2 separate regions of the Mus musculus genome follow, and region 2 is linked to region 1. Evidence: chromatin loops called from intact Hi-C (ENCODE). Cell type or tissue: heart. All regions are shown on one strand.

The links. Hi-C counts contacts between places; a loop is a spot of excess contacts. Peaks named below come from ENCODE experiments on the same cell type or tissue, not always from the same donor. Only the 100,000 strongest peaks of a DNase experiment are listed, where the experiment ranks them.
Region 2: a loop joins it to region 1, with 1.8 times the contacts of the local background. A loop is called at or near these places in 3 of 42 quality-filtered maps.

What each region holds. Positions count from the first base shown.
Region 1 is chr11:117,480,091-117,485,090 of GRCm38, reverse strand. Gm34418 (a long non-coding RNA gene) reads left to right here and starts at 2,039. Exons shown (of 2, transcript XR_389180.4): 1 at 2,039-2,612. Gm11733 (predicted gene 11733) reads right to left here and starts at 723. Exons shown (of 3, transcript NR_130966.1): 1 at 575-723. In heart, no CTCF peak of the experiment used is centred here; a DNase peak (open chromatin) is centred at 2,270; H3K4me3 peaks cover 1,174 bases; H3K27ac peaks cover 1,493 bases; H3K27me3 peaks cover 719 bases.
Region 2 is chr11:117,594,444-117,599,443 of GRCm38, reverse strand. It overlaps a transcript of Gm35170 not described here. Among named protein-coding and RNA genes, the nearest start is that of 2900041M22Rik, 14 kb to the left of the region's middle. In heart, CTCF peaks have their summits at 211 and 3,053; DNase peaks (open chromatin) are centred at 193, 623, 2,993 and 3,481; H3K4me3 peaks cover 993 bases; H3K27ac peaks cover 354 bases; H3K27me3 peaks cover 4,446 bases.

The DNA of each region.
Region 1 (5,000 bases):
AGGGATGGTCTAGATCAGATGGGCCTGTGATTGTCTCTGGGAGACTGTCTTAATTGGTGTGGGAGGACACAGCCCACTGTGGATGACCCCATTCCCTAGGCAGTGGGTCCTTGACTGTGTAAGAGCAGAGAGGAGTCTAAGCATAATCAATCGCGCATTTGTTTTCCTCTGCTCTTGCCTGTGGATGCAACCGGAGACCATCTGTCTTAAAGTGCCTCTACTGTGACTTCCCCAGAGTGGTGCATCGAAACCTGGAATTAAGTGCTAAAATAAGCACTTCCTCCCCCCCCCCCACCCTCCCCTACCACCAAGAAGCTTTTATTTAGGGTATTTTATCACAGCAACACAAAAGAAACAAGGATATCCATGCTGGTGCTAGCTCCAGAGCAACCATCACTAGGATGGGGGCTCGCTGGGTCAGCAGCCACCCTGGTCCCAGTGGGCATTCAGGGACAGAATCCATGACAACTGAGCTACACAGGGCCACCCACAAGGTGGTGTGACCTCGTGAAAAAAAAATCAATAGGCCTCTTGTTTTTGTATCCAGAAATATTTTGTCAGAGATGATACTTGCCGGGGTGACAAGATATTTTATGACAGAGTGTGCGGCAAGCTCTGGGGTCCCAGGTGGCTTCCAGCATGGGCAGACATCCTTTCCTGTCATTACGGATGAGTCTTGCCTGCACGAGGCAGTGCTGGATGCTCAGCCAGCCAGCTCCTCTTCTGTGGGAAGCCGGGAAGGAGGCTGAGCTGCAGTGCACGGGATGACGCTGGCGTCTGGGAGGCAGATCCCAGCATGGCAGAGCTTGGAGCTCATGTACCTGCGCCAGGGCCTGCCCTCACTGTACTGGAGCGAGAAGCCTGGAGGGAGGTTGACAGGAGCTACCGGAGAGATGGGACAAGCTTTCAGCTCAGGGTTTTTACTGTTCCTTCTGAGTGTCTAAAAAAATAAAATAAAATAAAATAAAATAAAATAAAATAAAATAAAATAAAATAAAATGATTCCTTCCAGCTTCCCTCCCTCCCTCTAATCTTTCTTCTTTCTCTTCTCTTTTGCCTCTTTCTTCCCTTCCTAATTCCTCTATTCCTGCTTCTCTTTCTCCTCCTTCACCCTTTCTGTCTTATTCTCCTCCCACCCCCTCCCCTTCTCCTTCCTTCTCATCTCTTTCCCTCTTCCCTCCCCGTTCCAGTCCTCTGTCCGTCTGTCAGTCTCCCTTCCGTCCTCCCATCCCTCCCTCCTTTTTTTAAAAACAAACATCAGAAGGCCTTCTTTGCGCTAAGTTCCCCTATGGATATGCTGACTGACAGGAGAGGAGAGGGGTGGGGTGACCAGGTGCGACTAGAGCCCCCCCCCCTCTTCTCTCCGGGCTGGGGAATAAAGAAGAGGGGCTCCAGGAGTCTTCCTCTGCCTCACAGCTCCTTTGCCTGACTGAGAGATGCATGGTGACTTGGGACACCCTGTTAATTTTCTTTTATATTCTAAATGGCTGTCTACATCTGTCCCTCTCTTGTCTCTGGGCCTTTTGACCTATGTATACCCCGAGGTGGAAGTGGAAAGGGACTCCGTCTGGTGACCTGACCACTGGCTGGCTGAGAGGTTCCAGGCGGTGGGAGCCATGCAGATTCCCAGGCTGCTATCCAGATCTCAGGGTTACAATGTCAGCTTGGGCGTCCAGGGAAGAGCTGCCTGCCTTTCTTCAGTGCATAGAGAGGCAACCCGAGGCTGAGCAGGTGGGAGGACTGGAGAGGACTGGGGACGATCATCGGGTGCTCTCCCCGCTCCTAGCTCCTAGCTTTAGTCTCTGTGGGTGCCTATCACAGTTCGTACAAGGCCTAAGAGAATCCGAATCCTTCTTCCCCTTCTCCTCAGCTCTTCCACCTCGCCAGCTCCTCCTCCTCCGCAGCTCCTCCCCCTCAGCTACTCCTCCCCCTCAGCTACTCCTCCCCCTCAGCACCTCCCCCCGCCCCCCCCCCCAGCACTTCCTCTTGGGCTCACTGCCAGATCTGCCCATGATCGAAGAATCCCCAGCACCTTCCTCGCAGGAGGAGGAGCCAGAACCCAAACAGCAATTTCTCAGTGCTTCCTAACTAACACACAAAATCTAGTGCCTCGGGCCTGTCTTGTCACCCAGCCAGCCAGGGGCACCCCTGCCACCCAGACCTGAGGTTGGAGAGGGTCCTTGCTGCTGAAGTTTGGGGGTGGCTCCAGGCTGTGTGTGGGGCGCTCATCTCCAGCCCGCAGGCAGGCGCATGCCAGGATGCTGGCTCGTTGCCCGGGCAGAGGAACACAGACTTGCTGCCGTGGAGTTAATTAGGAAGAAGGGAGGTGGTGGAGGGAACTGGCAAACAAGAGAGGTGGGCCGTGCCAAGCGACTGATGCCACGTGCCGCGCCCCGGGTTTTGGGTGGGAGATGGGCAAAGCTGGCTGTTGGGAGGTCGCCTCACCCCGGGCGATTCTGCACCTGCCAGATCGGCAAACGGGACAACGGGACAATGAGGCCCCACTGCTGGATTTTATCAGGTGCCTCCTGCAACAAGAGACCAGGCCCACCTCTCTCGGGGATTCTGGGGAAAGCCCAGCTCCTCTGCAGAAGTCAGAAGCCACACCGGAGGTAATTAACGCAGAGAAACTGGGAGGAAGAAGAAATTACAGCTGGAACTCCTCCTTTGCACTGGGCCGGCCTCCCTGACTGCTCAGTAGACCCAGTGGCCAGGGCGCCTGCTCCTACTTGTGCAGGTGGAAGGGGTATCACTGATATTTTTTTAAGATTAATTAATTTTAAAAGGATTTATATATTTTATGTGTATGAGTACTTTGCCTGAATGTATGTCTGTGTACCAGGTGTGAACCTATTTCTTGTGGAAACCAGATAAGGACATCAGATCCCATAGAACTGGCTGTAAGCTACCTTTTGGGTGCTAGGAACCAAATTCGGGTCCTCTGTAAGAGCAGCAAGTGTTCTTAATCCCTAAACTGTCCACCTCCCCAGCATCTAAATTTCAAACGCTATTTTTATGTTTACTTATTTGTATGTTGGGGGGGGGCACAAGTGTGCCATAGCACATGTGTGGACATCCGAGAACAACTACGGGAGTCAATTCTCTAGGGGGTCAAAGCCAGGTCATTAGGCTTGGTGGCAAGTACCTTCAGCTACTCCCTGCCCTCTGGTGTCACCATTGTTAAAGCACGTTGCTGGCCAGAGCTTTAACTCAGCAGGCTCTGTGTGCACACATGTGTTTATGTATGCATATGTGTGCACACATGTATGTTTCCATGTGTGTTCGTGTGTGTGTGTGGCTCAGAAGCTCCACAGCTCAGCAGCTTAGCTGCTTCTACACTTCAGGAAAACTTCTTGGCCTTGTGGAGATGGCAAAACAGTTGCCCGACAAGCATGGGACCTGAGTTCAATCTGAAGAATACACATACAAGCCAGATATGGTGGCCCCTGCTTGTACTCCCAGGGCTGGGGAGATGGGGACAGGGAGGCTCCTGGGGACAGGCCAGCCAGCTAGCCTGCTCATTGGGTTTCAGGGCAACAAACAAGGTGACAGCACCCAAGGAATGACAGCCAAGGTTGTCTTCTGAGTGCCATACACATTCACATACACACCCATGAACACACATGGGAACATACAGGTGTGCACTCATGTGCATACATAAACACACGTGTACACACATTCACACACACATACATGAGCATACACCTGTGAACACACATACGAACATACATGTGTGCACACATTCACACACACACATGAACATACACCTGTGAACACACATGTGAACATATGTGTGTGCACGCATGTGCATACATAAACACACACGTGTGCATGCACACAGACCTCACTGCTTTGGTATCACAACCATTTTCTTCAGTTGTTCCAACTGCCACCTAAATCCCCATATATCATTCGTATTGAGCCCTGGGCAATGAAACACGTGCACATATGCACACTTACATAGGGATGTCAATCCAGGGACATTACAGAGCCTCTCTAGGAGCATGGTAGCAGCTGTCCAATGCCCTGGGGTTGCTCAGCCGAGCAAAGCTTCCATTTTCAGGGAGCTTGGAGCACAGCTGTGCATAGGGTCAATGCCACATTCTCTCCTAGCGGTTTGCTCCAGGATCTCTGGGCAGGCCATCATGCCCTACCTGGGATCTGAACCCTGGTCCTCGAGCTTGAAGAGCCACTTCCCCAGCTCCTGATCTCTGGTTTTCAGCTGGAGGGTTTTGACTGTTCCTGTTTAATGGGCTGTCTCTGGGGTGGGGCTCATGTCCGACATCTTGCCTTGTCCTTGCTGTTTATCCCACCTGCTCTGTCCCTCCCTCCTCTCTGCCTTGTGTATTTCTTAGGATTCCATTTGTTGCTGTGTCAAGGATTAATCATGTATCCCAGGCTGGCCTTGAACTTGATTGTAGCCGAGGATAGCAGCCTATAACTTCTGCTCCTCCTGCCTCTATTTTCCAGTGCTGGGAATATAGACCTGTGCTGCCATAATTACTTTATGCCCAGTTCATGTGGTGCTGGGGGTTGAGCCCGCTTAGACTCTCTTGGACCCCAGTTTATCCTCTCATGAAGGAATAGCAGTGTGTGCTCGCCCAGCTCCGCAAGCCATGTGTTGTGGTTCCCTCTGTCTTATGTTAGGCAGTGTGCTGCATTTGCACTGTGCGGTTGGTTGTTACCAGTTCATTGTTAGTCTCTGCTCCCCAAAGTCCAAACAAGTGAGGCTCAGCCACCTGCCCCAATACATCCAACCCAGAGCCAAGCAGCGCCACCCTGGGGAAGCAGGTAAAAAACTTTCCATGACTCCAGATCCATCCAAGAGATGACTGCTTCTATGCTGGGGGTGGGGGGTGGGGGGTGGGGGGGTGGGGGGGTGGGGGGGTGGGGAAGGGGGTAGCCTCAGCTCCCACGGTTCTTAGTGACTATCATGGGTCAGCTGTCCTGTGGGGCTTCCTGTTGTCTGGGGCAGGTGTGGTCTCTTGTTGTAAAGATGT
Region 2 (5,000 bases), 110 kb before region 1:
CCCCTGCCTTGCTGCTCAGGGGTCCCTCTGCTCCCTTTTATTAGAGAGACGTGGTTCAGGGTCACCTTGTGCTTGCAGCTCAGAGGTGGTTGGGTAGAGCACACTTTGAATGCTTTACGCGTCGTTCCACCCTGAGACGGGCATTTTCCTTTCAGTTTCTCTTCCGTAGGTCGTGACAGATTCTTATCTTATTTCCAATCCTGCCTCCCACCCTCATCCCTCCTGGTGGAGAAATTCACATTTTTGCCAGATGGCTTGGCAGTCTCCTATCCCCAAATCCAGGTACAAAGTTCTCCTGTCCACGCAGGCTGGGGCAGCTCTGTGACCTGCAAGCGCCTAGAGCCCAGTCCCCACAGACCTGTGCCCATGAGTAAAGAGCTGACCAGCCAGATACTCGCCATGCAAACATAAGAACCTGGGTTCAGATGCTGAGGTCCGAAGCTCTGACCAGCTCGAGATCTGGAGATCTGAGTTCCTTCCTGCCCAGGGCTGGCTGAAGAATCCTGACTTGTTTCTGTTCCAGCAATCCCCGAAGCGAGAGCTTCCATGTGCCCATACACCCTCCCAACCCCCTTCTCTAGTGAGGCTCTGGGGCCGTTCGGGAACAGCAAAGGCATTCTAAATCTTCCGGAGCTGGGTTGCAAGTCTTAGCATATCAGTTCATTGCAGGAGGTAGCCATTGTGGCAACAACATTATGCCGCCTGTCGGGGTCATGTGACCAGCATACCTATAGGTCTCTGTTTCTGTGTCACACAGAATCCCTAAGTGTTGTGATGAATAGATTTTTTTGTCTTCCTTCCTGCAGCCCTACCTGAGTTGGGGGTGATAGGTCTGGATAAAGGGTCAGAGACGGCATCCCTCACAACCTCCTCTCAGAAAGCTAAATCAGAAGTCATAGCCCGCCAAAACGTGGTGTCAGGCCCACACACCTCAGGGGCTTATTTCACCTCTATATAACAGCAGGGGTTGACAGCCCCATCCGCATTCCAGTGAAGTGACCTTGGGGGGTGAAATGACTTCCAGAGGTCACCTCCCGCAGGAAAGAGGAGGTAAGCAGTGCTAGGCTTCTCTGGGTGTGGAGCTATGAGCTTTCCCTCATTTGTCAAGGTTCTCTGTGGCTTTACCTCCACTGTGCCCAGCAGCAGGAGGGCATGGATCTGATTGCTGGCTGGTCTCCATGGCAACAGCTGATGAGCCAGCCAGCATCGGATGATGGCAGAGCCTCCAGCCTCCAGATGCCTCGGAGTAAAAGCAGGGTCTGTAGGGGAAAAGAGTACAAGGTGTGTGTGTGTGGGGGGAGTTGGGGGTGAGAGGTGTGGATGTGGGAAGGCCCCCTCCTCCGCAGCCTTCATCTTAGTCCATCCCTAGTCCTGCTGTGGAGTTTTGTTCTTTGCTGGAAAGGTTTGTTCTTTTCTCATGTATTTCCTGGATATATATCCTGGGTTGGACACAGGGCATAAAAGGATCTTGCCCTCAAGGGAATACAGTCTAGGGAAGGAAGCTAGCGGATTGCCAGGTCGTCCAGTCTGCCAAGAATGAAGAGTGAAATGGTAAATATCGGGGCCCTGTGTAAGTCACAAGAGAGGTGCCTCCTTCTGAATTCCAGGCTTGGGGGAAGATAGAATATGTCTCTGGGGGTGTTCCTAAAGGATGAACAATCCATCAGAGAAGAGTGGGATCGAAGGATCCAGGTTCTCCAGGTGGGGAGAAGGACAGGGATGGAAAGGAGAGAGCGGGTTTATTTGTTGGGAGTCTGCAGTGTCAGGAGATTTTCACAGAGATGGGCAGGGGAGTGAGGGTTGGCTTGTCTTGGATCCGGAGTAGAAAGAAGGGGGAAAGCTGCCCCAGGCTAGGCCTGGGCAATAGGACAAATGTGATTGTCACGTGACACTAAATTGAGCATCCTCACCTCCAACATTACAGATAAGGAAGTTGAGATCCAGGTAGCTGCCCTGGACAGAGCAGGGAGTGGGACTCCAGGCTTGACCTAGGCGGATAGCCCCTCCTGCTGAGATTCCTCCTCCTCCCAACCTTGCACCTAAACTTAGTAGAGTGTGTGGATCTGCCAGGATTGGCTAGCTAGCTGCCTGTCTCAGGGACTCTCCTGTGGAAGGGCTCTTGACCCCCAAGGATGGTGATGCACAGTGGGCTCCTGGGGGCTGTGTGTGGATCCCACAGAGTCCCTGTGAAGAGCAGACCGCACTGGTTGCTGGGTGACTAACTGCTTGTGGGGGTGGGGCTTCTGCCCTTCTCTCTTCTCCCTCTCTCCTCTGGTTTGCCACACATGTACATTTGCACACATGAGCATACATCTGTGCATACACTTGAATATCTCCGTTTGCACACTTACACCTCACCCCAGTACCTTTGCACACCACACACCCTGTGCACCTACCTGCGCGTGCACACTCACACATCTCAAGCACACCTCGTAAGTGTGCACCCACAAACACCTGTGTAGTGGGACGTGCACACAGTGGCTTGTGCCCTCCCGTCACTCTTCTCTCTTCTGTTCCTCCAACATCCCCTTTCTTTATTGGAAGACTCCCAGCCTGTGTCCTGCTGTTTGTCTCCCCAGTGCTGGACTGCTTCACATCTTTCCTGGAGCTGGTTGCAACTAAAGGGTGAGGCTGAGAGGAGACCATGTTAAGGGCTCTGTGGACAGGATCTAAGAGGCTACCCTGGGGCAGCCTGTACCTCCCAGGCTGACCTGGCACCCAGTCTCCTGGGCCTCAACCTCTCTCCTTTTGGCGCTGTCCTCTGGGTCTTTAAGCGAGCAAATACTCCCAAAGGTGGATCCTGACAGCTTCCAGGACTTCCGCACGGCCCGGGCAAGTCACAAGATATAAATGGCCTCCAGGAGTTGAGTAGTATGGGGTGGCCCAACCAAGCGTCAGCCCAGGGCCTCTCTGTGGCTTTTGCTTTTTGCTTGGCTCTGCCTCTGTCTCAGGCAGGAGGCCAGGCCTCAAGAGTCAGAGGTTCCTGTCTGAGCGACGAGGTACCTATCCTGCATCACCATACCCTGCCAGCTGGGGCAGGAGCTGCCATGCCCGACATAGCAGGGCCTAGCTGCAAGATAATGCCAAGCTTGGAACACAGACTTTCCTGGCCACCTACTGTGTACTGGGCACTGTTTCAAGTGTGTTCTGGGTGGTGACTAGGGCAGAGATTCAGAGGGAGTGTCATATTTTGCCCATTGCACAGTCCACGTGACATAGCTAGCACAGCGAACACATTTAATTTGACTTGAACCCTGGGCAGTCTGGCTCCGTGCTCTCACCACTGAGCCACCCAGTTTTGCCCTGAGCCTTGCTGAGGCTTGCTGGGCTCATTCTCTGTTCCCAGGCAGTCAGGCACAAGCACCCCATTCATTCCAGCCACAGTCTGGCCCAGCTCCTTTGCTTCCAGGACGGGTAGCCAGGGACATCTCACCTCTATGAGAGGTCTCCTCCAGCCATCTCCCCAGACCCCACCAGGATCTGACTTTTCTCTGTGGGTATGGAGAGGTGCCAGAAGGGTCAGTCTGGGGTGAAGGAGGGAGATGTTTGGAATGACGCTTGCTTGGCCATGGGGGAGTGGGTATCTGCTGCCTGCGCCCAAGTGAAAGGGGAGTAGTGAAGGCCTTAGCCTATATGGTGACCAGGTCTAGAATCTTTCCCACACACGGGGTGCTGCACCCCACACAAGGCCTCCTTCCCTCATTCCACAGGTTTTCTTGCCTTTGGGCAGGTGAGAAAAGTCCTGTTGAGACCAGTTCTTTCAGACCGTGGTTAAGGATAGTGTTCACCGAACCTAGGAGGTCTGTGGTGCCCATTTTGGTCTCCCATGGGTCATAAGTTTCCTTGGAGGTCAGACCTCAGCCTAACTTACCAGTGCCTCTGCTCTGCAAGGGTGCAGGGAGGCCATTTCCTGCCTCTCACCCCCACCCCCAGGAGGCTTTGGATCTTGGCTTCTCTGGCCGGCAGTCAAGGGGAGCTCCTGGAAGGGAGCTTCGCGTTGTGCACGGATGGGTGCCCGCATACCCTTTCTGATCCCCGTTTTCTCTCCTTTCATGGGAGCTTCCCCTGCTTTAAGAGCATTTTGAAAAAGACAAGGGAGAAGGAGCAGAGAAGGATGAAAGGCTGAGCCAACCTCGAACCTCAAATCGAGTGCTACTAGAAATCCTCTCATTTGCCTCTGCTGTGGGGACTGCTGAACAGTGGGACAGGAAGTGCGCACACGGAGGACTCTGTGCACCTGAGTGCTTGTATAGAAACCGTGTTCGTGCAGGAACCTGCAGGGGTCAGAAGATTGGTGGGAGCCCCTGGAACTGGAGTTACAGGTGGATTTGAGCTAGCATGGGTGCTGGGAGCTGAACCCTCACCCTCTGCAAGAGCAACATGTGATCTTAACTGCTGGGCTACCTCTCTGTCCCCACAGGACCTCTTCTGAGCTGAGCTGCACCTGAGATGAAACGGCAGGATCATAAAGGGACCAGCACCGTGAGTCAGGGCTTGAAGCATAATTGTACATAATTAAATATTCGAATGTTACCACGGGACGGGCAAGACACTTCCTCAGTGACAGGTGAGGCCCTTCCTCAGGTGAAGGCACTTGTCCTGGAAGCCTAGAGACCTGAGCTCATCCCTGGAAACTGTGTAAAAGTGGAAGTTGTTCTCGGACCTCCACATGTGTGCCAGCCCCAAATAGTAACTTTGTAAAGGTTGCCACTTAGCCCTATGGTGGAATGCTAGCCAGAACCGGAAAGAGCAGAGCCGTGGATAGGGTCGGTAACAAAGAACCTTCAAAGCTTGGAAATAGTCCCACGACCATACACAGGAAGCCCAAACCTGTCAGATGGATCGTTCTTGTTTTTTCGAGACAGGGTTTCTCTGTGTAGCCTTGGCTGTCCTGGAACTCACTCTGTAGACCAGGCTGACCTCGAACTCAGAAATCCACCTGTCTCTGCCTCCCAAGCGCTGGGATTAAAGGTGTGCCCCACCAGTGCTTGGCCAGATGG